Regions from separate parts of the Homo sapiens genome. Here all the other regions are linked to region 3. Evidence: chromatin contacts called from ENCODE Hi-C or POLR2A ChIA-PET data. All regions are on one chromosome and are shown on one strand. Each heading gives the region's core, a stretch centred on a gene start or an enhancer-like site at or near the end of the contact. The rest is flanking DNA. Distances are from core to core; before and after follow the strand shown. Region 1 holds the start of URB1-AS1 (URB1 antisense RNA 1 (head to head)). Region 2 holds the start of SOD1 (superoxide dismutase 1). Region 3 holds the start of SETD4 (SET domain containing 4). Region 4 holds the start of PAXBP1-AS1 (PAXBP1 antisense RNA 1). Region 5 holds the start of PSMG1 (proteasome assembly chaperone 1).

Region 1 (2,700 bases), core at 73-2,572, 3.7 Mb after region 3:
CACCATGGCAGAAAACAAAGTTGGTGGTTAGCGATTAACCAAAGAAGAGGACCAGTGTGGATAATCAGTCAGAATTAAGTCTGTATTCACTAATGAGTGTTGCCTTTTACAGATGACTTTTTGAGCATATTCCCCTCTCTTAACATTGCTGCATTAGCTCATATCTGCTAGGGGTGACACCCTCTCTCTGACCTGCCTACAACATAGACATCTCCACAGGCACAATCATCTTGTCGGGACAGAGGCTCAGCGTCAACACACGTGCTTTTTCTACTAGAAACTCTGAGACCCCAACAGGCCACAAAAGCCCACATCCTCAGATGTTCAAAACACATCTGCTTACAGAATATGAAACACAATTTTCTTAGACTAGAGGACAACCTGATGGAGAATTTCAGTAATCACCAAGTTACTTATCTAATGCGCTGGTTCATGATTTATTTGGACACATACCTAAGTATCGATGAAGTCGTATTAAAATATGTACCAGCCTGTTTTTACTTATTTTTACTTTCATTTTATTTCAGAGCATTTAATGCGGTTTACAAATCAATCACATCTTCCAAAAACACACTGTGTTGTTTTTCTCCTCAAAGCAGTTTTTCATACATTGCATCATTTTCTGTTCATAACAGTCCCAAGGACTGGATAGGGTCGGCTTTGCTGTCTCCATTTTAATGACAGGAACTTAGATGTGGAGGCCTTACGCTGTCCAGGAAGGGGTTTTACAGACGTTACTTCGTTTGGTCTTCTCCTCCCACCCTGCACGGCGCAAAGAGCCCATCAGTTTGCGGAAGTCTGGGGTGGAGGACAGTCTGGAGTGACAGGCTGCTACCAGACCAGTCGATCTGGTTCGGGCTGTGACATAAGCTAGGGGTCGAAGTCAGGGGCACCCGCACAGGCGGACCTGCCTGGCACCTAGCCAAGGCGAATCCACCTTCCCGGCCAGCCACCAGGGCCTTGAATTGGCAAAGTATCGAATCCTGTTGTGTGTGAAGCAAGCTCTTCATGCGACACCTTCAGGGCGACCTCGGGTCAAGAACTACTCATTGTGCTGCTTGGACGCGCCGGGGCCCGAGTCTTCGTGGATCGGCCAGGCCAGGAGTGAAAGGTCTGGGAGTTCTTCCGGCCAAGAGCACCCGAAGAGCCACTGGGATCAGAAATGCGCCCCGGTGGACCCCAAACCCTGCAGCCGGGGGCGGGGGGTGTCGTGGAGTGTCCGCTCGCCCCATGCCGTGACCGGGACAACCGGTACAGCAAACTCACATGGAGCCCCAAGACTCTGGATCCCCAAGACTCTGGATCCCTATCGCCCCGCCCCTTCTGCAGGCCACGCCCCTTCCGCCGGTCCCAGCCTCGCGCGGGTCGGCCCCTTCCGCCGGCCTTTCCCCGAGCCCCGCCTCTTCCGCCAGCCCCGCCTCTTCCGCCAGCCCCGCCTCTTCCTGCGCCATGTGGGCCTGAAGCGCGTGTCTGCTGTCTGTGCCAGTGCTCCTGCCGGGTCCCCTCAGGTGTGTCGTTTCCGTCGCGCTTCCGCCCTCTCGGCCATGGGGGTCCCCAAGAGGAAGGCCTCGGGCGGCCAGGACGGCGCGGCTTCCTCCGCGGGTGCAGCCAAGCGCGCCCGCAAAGAAGAGCTCACGGGCGTGCGGTTCAAGGCTCAGCTGAAGGACCCGCAGGGCCCCGGGCCAGGTGAGTCCGGGGCGGCAGGCGCAGGGTCGGGAGCACAGGCTGGCGAGGCGGCCTCCGTGTGCCGGGCACAGCCTCTCCTTTCTGCAGCTTTCGGGTCACATAGGCTCAGTGGCAAGCCTCTGGTTTGCAGAAAACTGAGGTTCAGGACTGCTGTGTACTTCCTTGCTCTGGACTGTCGGCGACAGCGAGAGGGCCCCGACTTGCTTGATTGGGACCGTTTCATGTTACAACACATTTATTTCCCTTGCCCAGGCAGCATCCCTCAGCGAGCTCTAAAACCTCTTTATTGCAGTTGTCAGGGAAGTAAATGAAGTGTCCTTCTCTATTGAGTCCTTACTGAGTCGGCTCAGGACGGTTCATGAGACAGTTTGCTACTCCTTGGGCCGTCAGCACCGTTTTCAATAGCTTCCATCCCCCAACACTCATACTGACTTGATGACTTGTAACAAGCTACTAGAAGCCACCACAGCTACTTGTCAGTTGACCAGGAATGGGCCAGTGACTGAGATGTAGCCGACTCTATAATTTAATTACACTTTTTGTAAAGTGTGACCACCCTTCGCGACTACTTGTAATCGTTTGGAAAGTAACATGGTTTGGGAAAAACGCAATTGAACGTGTTGCCATGTGGAAGCATTGCTCTAAAATAAAACAGTGGCAGTTTTTCTCCCAGGTTAAATAAACGATTAAATTAATGGCCAAAATATCTTCAACTTCCAATTTTTGTCCTCATTTTTTTTTTTAAACGACAGGGTCTTGCTCTGTTGCCCAGGCTGAAGTGCAGTGGCACTATCATAGCTCACTGCAGCCTTGAACTTCTGGGCTTAAGCTGTCCTCCCACCTCAGCCTCCCAAGTAGCTGAGATTGTAGGTGCACAACACCATGCCCAGCTATGTTTTTTTTTTTTTTTTTACTTTTTGTAGAGATGGAATCTCACTATGTTGTCCAGGCTGCCCTCGAACTCCCAGTCTCAAGCAATCTTCCCACCTTGTCTTCTCAAAGGGCTGGGAGTAT
Region 2 (2,700 bases), core at 52-2,551, 4.4 Mb after region 3:
TTCTGAAAATATTTCTGTATATTTTACAAGAGTCGTTCAGAAGTTTGTCTCTGACCATCTTAGCAACCTGCCTACTGGCAGAGCAATTTTAAAGCCACTTTACGAAAATGTGGCTTAAGAAATGCTCCGACAACAGTTATTAAGTGCCAATTCGGTGTAATGGAAACTCCAGGTCTTCTAATTTCCAAATACGAAACTCCACCCACTGTCCTCAAACGACAGTTCTCAATCGTAGGTGCACATCAAAATCACTTTTGGAAACTTTCAAAAAACAGCAATACTCACCCTGCACTAGGACAGGTTTTGATGTAATTGGTCGGAGGTTGGGCTCTGGTGTATTTTTAGTAAGATCTTCAAATAAGCTAACTGTGCACCCAAAGTTAAGATCACTGCCCTCAAAAATCCCCAAAAGGGTCAGTTAAACCTCTGGCTCCCGGAGCTTAGGAGGAGGAAAAGGACCTCTGTTCAAGGCTACCTTCTCTGCCCTTGCAGCCCAATCATGACCTAGAACAGAGGCCAGCAAACTTCCCTGCAAAGTGTCACACAAACGGTCTCTGTTGCGTATTTTTGTTTTCCAAAGCCTTTTAAAAATATAAAAACCATTCCTAGCCTTAGAGCTGTACAAAAGCGAAGACTCCCTGACCTAGAGCGCTGAAGCCGGAAAGCGGAGAGGGATGCGAAGACACCAGGCGGGCCCAGGCGCAGTCGCCATCCCCGGGCTGGGCCTGGCACTGCGCCACTCGGTGTCCGCGGGACCCTCAGGAACGAGAACACGGCCAAGCAAGGGACGAGCACAGCCGCTCCAGGCACCACGACAGACCCGCGGCGGCGGCCCAAGGACCACAGAGGGCAGCACGCCCGCCCCCGCCCCTCCCCGGCCCGCGGCAATCCCTCCCCGCGCTCCCGCCACGCGCAGGCCCAGCCCCGCGGCGGCCTCGGTCCCACGCCCCGCGCCCGGGCCCGCCCGGTGACTCAGCACTTGGGCACCGCACCGCTGGGGGCGAAGGCACCGACCGGGCGGCACGGGCCGGGACCGGGCGCTGGACCAGGGCGGCCCCGAGGCCTGGCGGGCGACCCGCTCCTAGCAAAGGTGCGCGGGGGGACGAGCGGGTGGGAGCGGCCTCGCAAACAAGCCTCCGTCCCAGCCCTTGCCTTCTGCTCGAAATTGATGATGCCCTGCACTGGGCCGTCGCCCTTCAGCACGCACACGGCCTTCGTCGCCATAACTCGCTAGGCCACGCCGAGGTCCTGGTTCCGAGGACTGCAACGGAAACCCCAGACGCTGCAGGAGACTACGACGCAAACCAGCACCCCGTCTCCGCGACTACTTTATAGGCCAGACCTCCGCGCCTCGCCCACTCTGGCCCCAAACCAATCGCCTCGCACGCGCTCAGCCCGCCCCCTGCGGCAGCCTCGGGTCGCGAGTGGCCGGGAATGACTGGGGGCGGGGCCAAGGGGCCGCGTGCGCCGGAGACTCCCCCCGCCCCGCAGCCGGGAAACGTCCAGAACCCCGAAATGTGGAGAAAACAACCTTCTTTTCACGGGGGCGTGGCCCGCCGGTTGCAGTACGCGAAATTGGCAAAATGATGTAAACAGGGTACGCTTTGAAAATCTGAAGTCACTTTGTCTAGAAATGTCATTAGTTATGACTGAGTTTGGCCACAGCGTCTCATTTGTTACTCAGCAATTGGGACGCCCCAAGATGGATGCTTTTGTAGTTTTCATTTTTTTGTCTTGTTTTTTAGTTTTCTGAGGGTATAGAAAGTCGCTACACCTCAATCCCGGGACTTACCTTTTCTTCCCCTGCAATTTTCTTAGTCCTTAGTATAGAGTTTCTTATTTGGTTGGCAGAATTCGGTATTCTTTTTATATTTTTCCTGTTTGGCAAGGCCACAACCCTACAGATAACCAAACGGCAACTAGTTGGCTTCTAGGCATCACCTGCGTTTTTGTCTGGCCTAAAGGCCACAACACTCAAGGAGGGTAGAATGGTGAAATAATTTATGATGCCTCCATACAACAGGAATGATAAATATGACTTACCTTTCAAGGGAAATATTTCAAAAACATATTGTGAAATGAGAAAATAGTGCAAACTACTTTTGTCCGGGGCGAGGGGGTTGTTTGTTTGATTTTTGAGACAGGGTCTCGCTCTGTCACCCAGGCTGGAGTGCAGTGGCGCCATCATAGCTCACTGCAGCCTCCACCTCCTGGGTTCAAGCCATCCTCCTGCCTCAGCCTCCCAAGTACCTGGGACCACAGGCATGTGCCACCACACCTGGCTGATTTTTGTATTTTGGGTACAGATGGGGTTTTACCATGTTGCCCAGGCTGGTTTCAAACTCCTGAGCTCAAGCCAGCCATCTACCCACCTCGGCCTCCCAAAGTGCTGGGATTACAGACATGAGCCACCACGTCCAGCCTAGTACTTAATATTGAGTATGGCAAAATACTGAGACTTAATTGAAGTCCAGTGTGAAACAACAATAGAAGCTATTCCAGCCTCGTTTGGAGTACACTACTATCGATTTATTTACTTATTTATTATTTACGCTATTTAGACCCTCAGACTCTAATGCATCCTCTATCAGAGAAATACAATTCACATTTTTTTATCATCCTCTAGGAAGTATACATATTTGCAGTTTTGCCTGTTGTATTTGGTAGTAGTCTCCAGATAATTCGTATATTCTAAACGGT
Region 3 (2,700 bases), core at 40-2,539:
ACCCCTTCACTATTTACATAGTATTTACATTGTATTAGATGTTATAAGTAATCTAGAGATGATTTAAAGTATATGGGAGGATGTGCATAGGTTATATGCAAATATTACACCATTGTGAAAGTTGCAGAATCAAAATGGAGTCACTTGTGTCAAAACCCTGATAAATGCAGCTGGGGAAGGCCTTGAAGGAAGGGTTCTCATGCACTACGCCTCATAACAAGAATTGTCACAAAAGACCCTAACCTTGCAGAAAGGCCCAATCTTAAACACAGAAAATCCTTCTGCAAGGACATCTGTCCAGCAACTTTGGACTGATGCTACCTTTGTTATTCATTCTTTTAGCCAAAGATAATTGATTTAAAGCAATTCATATAATCTTCATTTTCCTTTTAAAAACATCTCCTTGCCTCAACCTCCCCCAAAACGCACACAGTTTACTATGGCATGCATATTCCCATTGCAATGCTACTCCCAGATAAATCTCATTTTCTTTTAGGGAGCCTCTTTTGTTACTTAGGTTTACACCATTGTATACAAGGGACTTGAGCATTCTAATTCTGGTATCCGCAGGGTCCTGGAACCATTCCCCCACGGACACTAAGGGACAACTGTACTTGTTTTTCATGACAGAAAACATGTTTAGGAGTACTAATTTTTTTTCCCCCATAGAAGATTTCCATAGAAGGGTTTTGGAGAGAGACACCACAGGAACATGCTATCAGCATGATTTCTTCCTGATGTTATCCTTGACCACCCGGTAAGGTACTGTTTGCCAGGTTTCTCCACTGTAGTCCCCAACACCATTCCAGGCTGTACTCTTTGGAATCAAGTTACTAGGCATAGCCCATAATCAAAGTGGGGGTGGGTGGGGCAGAAATCGAGCTCCCGCTATTGGAAGAAGGGGTATTTAGATATATTATTTAGAATTTTCCTGTGAGGCGGGTCCTGGGGCCAGAATGAAACGGTGGAATGGGGGCGGGGATTGGCGAGCAAAGTGACTCGACCCGGCAAACCCAGCCTGGCAGGAAAGCCCGAGGTCTGGGCGAACAGGGCCGCGCGCCCTAGGTGGTTTAACTTCGTAAGGAAAGACTCCGCAGGCCGGCTTTTCAGTGCGCAGCTTGCTCGCCTGCGGGTTACTGGGTTTTCTGACCCCTGACTCGACGTAGGGGTTATGGGGCTGTGGGTGTGCCGACCTCGTCCCCGACTGTACTGGGCGTTGGCGGCGAGTCCGCGAACACTGCGCATGCGCGAGCCGGAAGCTGCCGCCCGCGGCGGAAGGGGCGGACCCGGGAGACTGAGGACTTGGATTGCTTAAGGACACCAGGCAGGCGCGACAGCCTTCAGCCTCTCCCTCTGCAGTTTTGGCCGGTTCCTTTAACTTGCCTTCATCTGGGGCTGTTTGGTATTTCCACGTGCCTTGGGCCCGCCCACTGCAGCCTCCATCTTGGAAGCGGCCGCCGGCGCCTAGGTGAGCTAGTAGGACTTCCGGGTCGGGCCTCCAGTTGCCCGGGTAACGGGAGCAGAGTCGGCGGGGTGCGTTCCTTAGTCTTTCATTCATCAGCGTAAAAAGAACTGAGTTTAGGTCGCAGGTCCCCTCCAGGGCAGGCATTATCGTGTGCGCTGCAGTAACCTCTCATCTTGTGGAGTCCTACACTTAGCGCATGTTGCTCCGGCGCGCTGCGTAAAGCTGAGGAGCCTGAGGCCCGAGGTCCGATGCTCGCCTGGCTGGCCTATGGCTGCGGGAGCGGTGTGTGTCGGACCGTAGGACGGCCTCACGGCTAGAGTTTGAGGACTATGGGGGCGGGGACGGTGCCTGTGTCTGTGGCGGTCACCGGGCTTCACGTGGTCCTCAGCAGGGTGATGGTGGACAGCTCGCGCGAGGGCCCGGGAGTCTTGGGGACACTTCCCGGCGCGGTCTGTGGACTGAGCGCTGGGACCCGCACCGAACCAGCCGCCGTTCGCCTCTGGAGCTGGACATGCCGACTTTCGTTAGGTCAAATAATGAACCTTATACTGCGGAAGTGCGGTATTAATATTGCCTGGAGTTCTTGTCTCTTGCTCATTTCTGCCCTCGTATGTTTTAGAAGTAGATTTATTTTTTATTTTTATTTTTTTAATTTATTTTTTGTGACAGAGTCTCGCTCTGTCGCCCAGGTTGGAGTGCAGTGGCGTGATCTCGTCTAGCTGCAGCTTCCGCCTCCTGAGATCAAGCGATTCTCCTGCCTCAGCCTCCCCAGTAGCTGGTATTACAGGTGCCTGCCACCACGCCCGGCTGATTTTTGTATTTTTAGTAGAGACGGGGTTTCACCATGTTGGCCAGGCTGGTCTTGAACTCCTGACCTCAGCCCGCCTCGGGCTCCCAAAGTGCTGGTTTTACAGGCGTGAGCCACTGTACCCAGCCATTATTTTATTTTTATTTATGTATTTATTTTTTTATTTTTTTGAGACGGAGCCTCGCTCTGTCGCCCAGGCTGGAGTGCAGTAGCGCGATCTCGGCTCACTGCAACCTCCGCCTCCCAGGTTCAAGCGATTCTCCTGCCTCAGCCTCCCAAGTAGCTGGGATTACAGGCGTGTGCCACCACGCCTAGCTATTTTTTGTATTTTTAGTAGATTAAGCTGTAGTCACTAGGTCTGCAAGATAAAACTGTTTTAGAGGGACTGATATAATGGGAATTCTGTTACTGTAGGGATCATGATTTA
Region 4 (2,700 bases), core at 141-2,640, 3.3 Mb after region 3:
AGGCCGAGGCGGGTGGATCACGAGGTCAGGAGATCGAGACCATCCTGGCTAACACGGTGAAACCCTGTCTCTACTAAAAATACAAAAATTAGCCGGGCGTGGTGGTGGGCACCTGTAATCCCAGCTACTCGGGAGGCTGAGGCAGGAGAACGGCGTGAACCCGGGAGGCGGAGCTTGCAGTGAGCCGAGATCGCGCCACTGCACTCTAGCCTGGGCGGACAGAGCGAGACTCCGTCTCAAAAAAAAAAAGGTACTTCTCAAGCAACACATTTGATATCAACAGTTTTTTCTGAGACAGTACTGACATAGAAATCCCCTCTAGTTCTTAGAACTAAATCCAAGAATCTTTGTGTTTCTCCTTCATGACTTGAAGTGGCTTCTTTTCTAATAAATTTAGTTCCGTGTCCTGAAACCAGGGTGGGTACAGCTTCTCTAAAATGGACGAAAAAATCAAGTCACATGACAGGGCCTGAAGAGGGAAATGATTTTTGCAACATAACCAAATTTAAATCCTGCTTTGGCTGTTGAAAACCAGAAGGAGAAGAGGTAAAGAAAAAGCAAACGCAAGTGGAGACAGTTTGAGTGCTGGGTTCTTCAGGTTTTCAATTTCTTTCTGCCCTGTTGGCTTTGACTTCATTCTCTTTCTTATTAGGTCTATTCAATGGAAGCAGAAATCTATGGGACACGCTGATATTAGCCAGGAAGCACCATTTGTTGAAAAATGAGGATGAGATAAAAGGGTTAGGTGCCTTTAGTTACTAAATTCCACGGTTGGCAAAAGCTATTCATCCGTCGGTGACAACCACAGCTGTCGTGGCCTCCCTACGGCCATGTTTTGTTGGACTCAGCCTTGAGATCCTGGTTTGTGACGTCCCACTCTCCATCGTATACACCTAAGCACTCTTCGATAGAACCCTGTGAGCTCCAGAACACACAAGAAAAGGCACCGAACAGAACTGTCCCAGAGCAGGCATTAGTTTTTCTTCTGCTACCTATCCAGACACTCAGACTAGGAACTCGGTGCCGTTTGCTGGGCTGTCGACACCATGGACAGCTCTTCAGGCGCCACCTGGTTGGCTCGGCGAGCCGACCGTCCCGAGCCCTTCCTCCTCTCCCGTCAGGCCCGTGGGGGCGGCGGGGTTGGTCCTGACGCCCAGCTTGGGGAGCAGCAATACGCAGCCCCCCAAGCTTTTCTCCGGAGTCCCTCCCCGGCGCTCACGCTCTGAAGAGCCCACGCAAAAGGACCAAGGAGGCCAGATCTTCCCTCTCCCTGCACCCCCGGCGGTGGGATCGCAGCTCTGCCTGGGGGCGGCCGCAGGAGGCAAAGGTAGCTGGAGACTGAGGCTGGGGCCGCCCGCGGGTGCCAGGCCCAGCCGGTCGGCGCAGAGTGGGCGTGGTCTCCCTCCTGATGCCCCGCCCCTTCCCTCGCGCGGGGCGGATCTTCCGCCCCCGGCCGCGGCGCAATGCGGAAGAGATGGGCCTGCTGGAGCGGAAGTGACGCTCCCGGCGGCTGTGGCGGCGGCTGCGGGAGAAGGAGGAGGAGGAGCCGGAGGAAGAGGTGAGCAAGCCGGCGGGGGGCGGGGAGCTGCTGCGGCCAGACCCACGGGCAGCCGGGCGGGCGGACGCCTCCAAGACCAGTCTCTGCCTCCGCAGCGTCAGCGGGAGCGGTGAGGGGCGACCGCGAGCAGCCGGGGTGCGGGAGGACGGGCGGGGTTGTGAGCAGACCACTGGTTGTGCGGGGTGCCGCGTCAGGCTGGGGGCTGTGGTGACAGCGGCTGTCAGCCCGCCCGCGGGAACGAACCGAATCCGCCTGGGCGCCGGGGTATCTCTTCTGGCGCATAAATGGAGGGTTTGGGCTGCTCGGCTCTTCCGTCTCTCCGAGAAGGAGCCGCTTTCCCGGGCAGTCGACTGCCCGGGACCCCCGAGGAGCCCCAGTCGGGTCGGTGCCCCGAGTCGTGACTCTTCCCGGGTGGCCATTCGTATTTATCGGCCCCGCCTGCCGTCCCCCCAGCCGGCGGTAGCCCGGGGCAGGAGAGGCGGCGGTAACCTGTGCCTTTTCCCTTGCCCTTCATCGCCACCCCCGGGAGAGCCTGTCGCGTGGGATAATCCTTTTCCTTCTCCTGCCCCCTAAGGAGCTTTGAACCAGCCTTGTCACCCTTCCCTCCCACCTCCGCTCCTTTCACCTCGAAGGAACTGCTTGAAGTTTCCAAATAGGTTCCCTTTCAACGTAGTGACAGATCTTGAAGCAGGAAGCTGATAAACAGCTCCGGACGAAATACGCTCAAAATTTTTCCTTTCAGTAAGCATAAATTAAACGGGAAACTCAACCAGACCGTTGATTGACTTACAGTGCTAAAACCTTGTCTTGCCTTGGTATGAGAATTGATAGCTTTTCCTCTTGCTTTTTGGTAAAATTAAGTGACGACTTATCTTTTGGAAAAAGCCATTTTCTCCCAGAGCTGTCTGTTTTTTCCCACCCCAACCCCCCATCAAAACCTGGCGGGGAGGGACTTTTGGATGCTTTGCAGTCCTTGCTGCAGAAGGAAACATCAGCTTCATTTGCTTTGCTTTGCTTGGTTTTCGCAGGGCTGCCTCCGAAGAAAGGAGAATGGCGTTCAGTAAAGGATTCCGGATCTATCACAAATTGGATCCCCCACCTTTCAGCCTCATAGTGGAAACTAGGCATAAGGAAGAATGTCT
Region 5 (2,700 bases), core at 187-2,686, 3.1 Mb before region 3:
TTTTTATTCTGCAGTTCCATCATCATAATAGACCAGTTAACCCAGGAGTCCTAATGTTTTAAAACATCATTGTGGTGATCTTGTTTATTCTATCTCACTAAGGATATCCAGTTTCCTAAGCTCTTACTGGCTAGCAATTTCGTCTTAATTTTATTGCTAAATGTTCAAATTTTGCTTCCAAACTCACTTTATTTTTGCAGATGTGTACATCTGCTAAGTACTAATTTTATGTAAATGATTTTGTTGATTATCTTTCCACATCTTAAAATGTTTCTAACAGCTTTGAGATTTTATCTCAACAGGCTCTCTCTGACCCCAAAGTAGTACTTACCTTCGTGACTACTGACAAAGTCACAAAATGCAGGCGATGTCATGTATTTCGGTACAACTAAATCTAGGAAACGGTTTTTTCATTGCATTACTGCATATTTTCATTTTCATTTAAATTATGTCCCCTTTTTCTCTTGCTTGAAACAGTGCTCCTCGAACTTTGTCTTCCAGCACATTTTAAAGAGAACCAATTAAAGAACAATCACACATTCTGCTTATTAAAGGCTATTTAAAAAGAAACATTTTGTATTAGAAAATGGCCAACTTTAAAACACTATTTTTTACACTCATAAAAATGTTTTTTAAATCGCCTTGACAATCATCAGCTTTTGAAATGTGAATTCCTATTGCCAGAGTAAAGGTCTCGTTTTTATACCACCACGAAGCGCTGTATTTCTTGCTGCCCTTGCGTCCGCCCGTGCCCGCTGTCTGAGGGCGCGCCTGGCTACGGGGGCCCTCAGTACCACCGCGCCGCCACCTACCTGGGCAGTCGAAATTTGGAGCGGGTGCTCAGTACACTAATGCTACCCCAGTCTCTCCTAACGCAGAAGGAAAATGGAAACGGACGATGAGGGGACGGCCCCACAGCTCCCGGACGCCACGGCCAGCGGCGCTGGCTCCGCCCCTGCACCCCTGGTTCCGCTACCGCCACGAACGGAGGCCCCGCCCTCCTCTCGCCCCCTGCCCCTCTAGCCCGCAGTCCTCCCACCTCCTGGCGCCCGCAGGGCTCAAGCTGCGAATGAAAGCCTTTGGGGGCCGGACGCGGTGGCTGAGGCCTGTAATCCAAGCACTTTGGGAGGTCTAAGGAGGACGATCGCTAGAGTCCTGGAGTTCGAGACCAGTCTGGGCAACATAGCGAGACCCCCTCCCCCAATCTGTAATTTAAAAACAAAAAAGCTGCGGGGACTGCTGGCCCAGGGCATGACAGCGCGGGCGGGCGGTGTAGAGGGCGTGGCCGCGAGCTCAGGGTGTGCCTGGGAGCGAGCCCTGTGCGGGGCGGGACGTAGCGCCCGCGCGGTGGGGGTGTGGCCGCGAGCTTGGGCTGTGCGCGGAGGGCGTGGCCTGTGCGGGGCGGGACTTATTGCCCGCGCGGTGAGGGAGCGTGGTCTCGCGCAAGCCGGCGTGCGGTCCCGCGGCGCTGCAGTTGTGTCCAGCCGGTCACGGGGCGGCTATGGCGGCCACGTTCTTCGGAGAGGTGGTGAAGGCGCCGTGCCGAGCTGGGACTGAGGACGAAGAGGAGGAGGAGGAGGGGCGGAGGGAGACGCCCGAGGACAGGGAGGTGCGTCTGCAGCTGGCGCGGAAGAGGTGAGGCACCGGGATAAGGGCAGCGCGCTCACCGCAGCTGGAAGGTGCGCGGGCCTGGCAGCCGCGACGGCGCCTAAGGCCGGGGCTCCGCGGTCTTCCGAGTGGCCCCCGCGGTTGCCGCCGCTCCTTGGCTCTGCTTGGGCCCTGGGTCTCCGTGAAGCCGCGGCGTCCAGCGGCGCCAGCCCCAGGTGTGTGTGGTTCTCGCGTGGATCTGCTGGCGTTTCGTGGAGTCCAGGGTGAAGCCGCTGTGGGAGGGCTGGGTTCAAATCCGTTCTTTAAAGGCTTTCTGGAGCGTTTCTGGAGCATTTCTGGAGGCTTGGTGTCTTGCGGACTCGTGATCTTCCCGCTTGTCACACTGTCTTGGGCCGCAGCGCTCCCGCGGGCCCCACCACGTTTGTCGTGGATTGTTCACGGACACACCAATTCCCTCGAAACTTTTTAAACCTGCACCCAACACTTCAATTAGCATGATGTGTCAGTAGCCGATGAACACGCTTTAAAAAAATTGTTTCCAAACACAAAAAAGTGGGAGAAAATAGTCAAGTGAGCCCTGACCCCTACACAACCGGGTAAATTCAACAGGAAGATTTTGCCACGTTTATTTTCTCTCCCGCCACTCCTAAGCGAATTCCAGTCATCATGGCCTTTCACCTCTACATTTTTCAGAATACATCTCAAACGTTTTAGGGATTTTCTTACATATGCTATTATCACCCCTAACAACACTAATACTAATTTTCCAGTATCATTTTGTAGTCCATGCTCACTCACGTTTACCTAGTTTTTTCAAACATGACATTTTACAGTGGTCTGCGTGAATGAGAATCCTAACAGGGTCCACAGGTTACATTTAGACGTGTCACTTCATTTAGAGCAACCTCCTCTTACCCCTCCTAAGAGACAGGACTGATTGTCTTGTCCAGTGCCCCCACACTCTGAATTTGTCTGATAGCTTCGTTGTGGTGTCACTTAACGTTTGTATCACCTGCATGTCCTGTAAAATGAATGTTCATTTGGAGGCTTGGTCAGATTCTCATTCAAAGTTTTGTCGGCAAGAATGCTTCT

Evidence for each region. Hi-C counts contacts between places; a loop is a spot of excess contacts on that map. ChIA-PET counts read pairs that join two places held with the same protein, here RNA polymerase II (POLR2A). Pooled maps may share reads with other maps.
Region 1: a loop to region 3 is called in a map of B cell, with 28 times the contacts of the local background. The contact joins the promoter of URB1-AS1 here to the promoter of SETD4 in region 3. A Hi-C loop is called at or near these places in 2 of 168 maps with a recorded cell type or tissue (B cell and CD4-positive, alpha-beta T cell) and 10 of 50 pooled maps.
Region 2: a pooled map shows a loop between it and region 3 (6-fold over the local background). The contact joins the promoter of SOD1 here to the promoter of SETD4 in region 3. A Hi-C loop is called at or near these places in 10 of 50 pooled maps. POLR2A ChIA-PET finds 5 or more read pairs at or near these places in 2 of 52 experiments (HEK293 and naive thymus-derived CD8-positive, alpha-beta T cell).
Region 4: a map of naive thymus-derived CD4-positive, alpha-beta T cell shows a loop between it and region 3 (6-fold over the local background). The contact joins the promoter of PAXBP1-AS1 here to the promoter of SETD4 in region 3. A Hi-C loop is called at or near these places in 1 of 168 maps with a recorded cell type or tissue (naive thymus-derived CD4-positive, alpha-beta T cell), 1 of 37 single-sample maps with no recorded cell type and 8 of 50 pooled maps.
Region 5: a pooled map shows a loop between it and region 3 (6-fold over the local background). The contact joins the promoter of PSMG1 here to the promoter of SETD4 in region 3. A Hi-C loop is called at or near these places in 2 of 168 maps with a recorded cell type or tissue (CD8-positive, alpha-beta T cell and naive thymus-derived CD4-positive, alpha-beta T cell), 1 of 37 single-sample maps with no recorded cell type and 9 of 50 pooled maps.

What each region holds. Positions count from the first base shown.
Region 1 is chr21:32,391,755-32,394,454 of GRCh38, reverse strand. URB1-AS1 (URB1 antisense RNA 1 (head to head)) reads right to left here and starts at 1,322. Exons shown (of 1, transcript NR_026845.1): 1 at 495-1,322. It overlaps URB1 (URB1 ribosome biogenesis factor), which reads left to right and starts at 1,443. Exons shown (of 39, transcript NM_014825.3): 1 at 1,443-1,686. The coding sequence starts at 1,545. RefSeq lists enhancers at 841-1,090, 613-1,394, 1,241-1,535, 1,395-2,177.
Region 2 is chr21:31,658,294-31,660,993 of GRCh38, reverse strand. It overlaps SOD1 (superoxide dismutase 1), which reads right to left and starts at 1,301. Exons shown (of 5, transcript NM_000454.5): 1 at 1,153-1,301. The coding sequence starts at 1,224. It overlaps SOD1-DT (SOD1 divergent transcript), which reads left to right and starts at 970. Exons shown (of 3, transcript NR_187558.1): 1 at 970-1,597. RefSeq lists an enhancer at 459-658 and silencers at 819-1,098, 1,369-1,688.
Region 3 is chr21:36,059,115-36,061,814 of GRCh38, reverse strand. SETD4 (SET domain containing 4) reads left to right here and starts at 1,289. Exons shown (of 12, transcript NM_017438.5): 1 at 1,289-1,468. SETD4-AS1 (SETD4 antisense RNA 1) reads right to left here and starts at 1,211. Exons shown (of 3, transcript NR_186380.1): 1 at 1,194-1,211. RefSeq lists enhancers at 1,287-1,336, 1,367-1,516.
Region 4 is chr21:32,726,804-32,729,503 of GRCh38, reverse strand. It overlaps PAXBP1-AS1 (PAXBP1 antisense RNA 1), which reads right to left and starts at 1,390. Exons shown (of 4, transcript NR_038879.1): 1 at 1-1,390. SYNJ1 (synaptojanin 1) reads left to right here and starts at 1,491. Exons shown (of 33, transcript NM_203446.3): 1 at 1,491-1,558; 2 at 2,587-2,700. The coding sequence starts at 2,609. RefSeq lists enhancers at 1,284-1,784, 1,785-2,285 and a silencer at 1,320-1,819.
Region 5 is chr21:39,182,187-39,184,886 of GRCh38, reverse strand. PSMG1 (proteasome assembly chaperone 1) reads left to right here and starts at 1,436. Exons shown (of 7, transcript NM_003720.4): 1 at 1,436-1,635. The coding sequence starts at 1,502. It also overlaps a transcript of BRWD1 not described here. RefSeq lists silencers at 1,261-1,480, 1,681-1,760.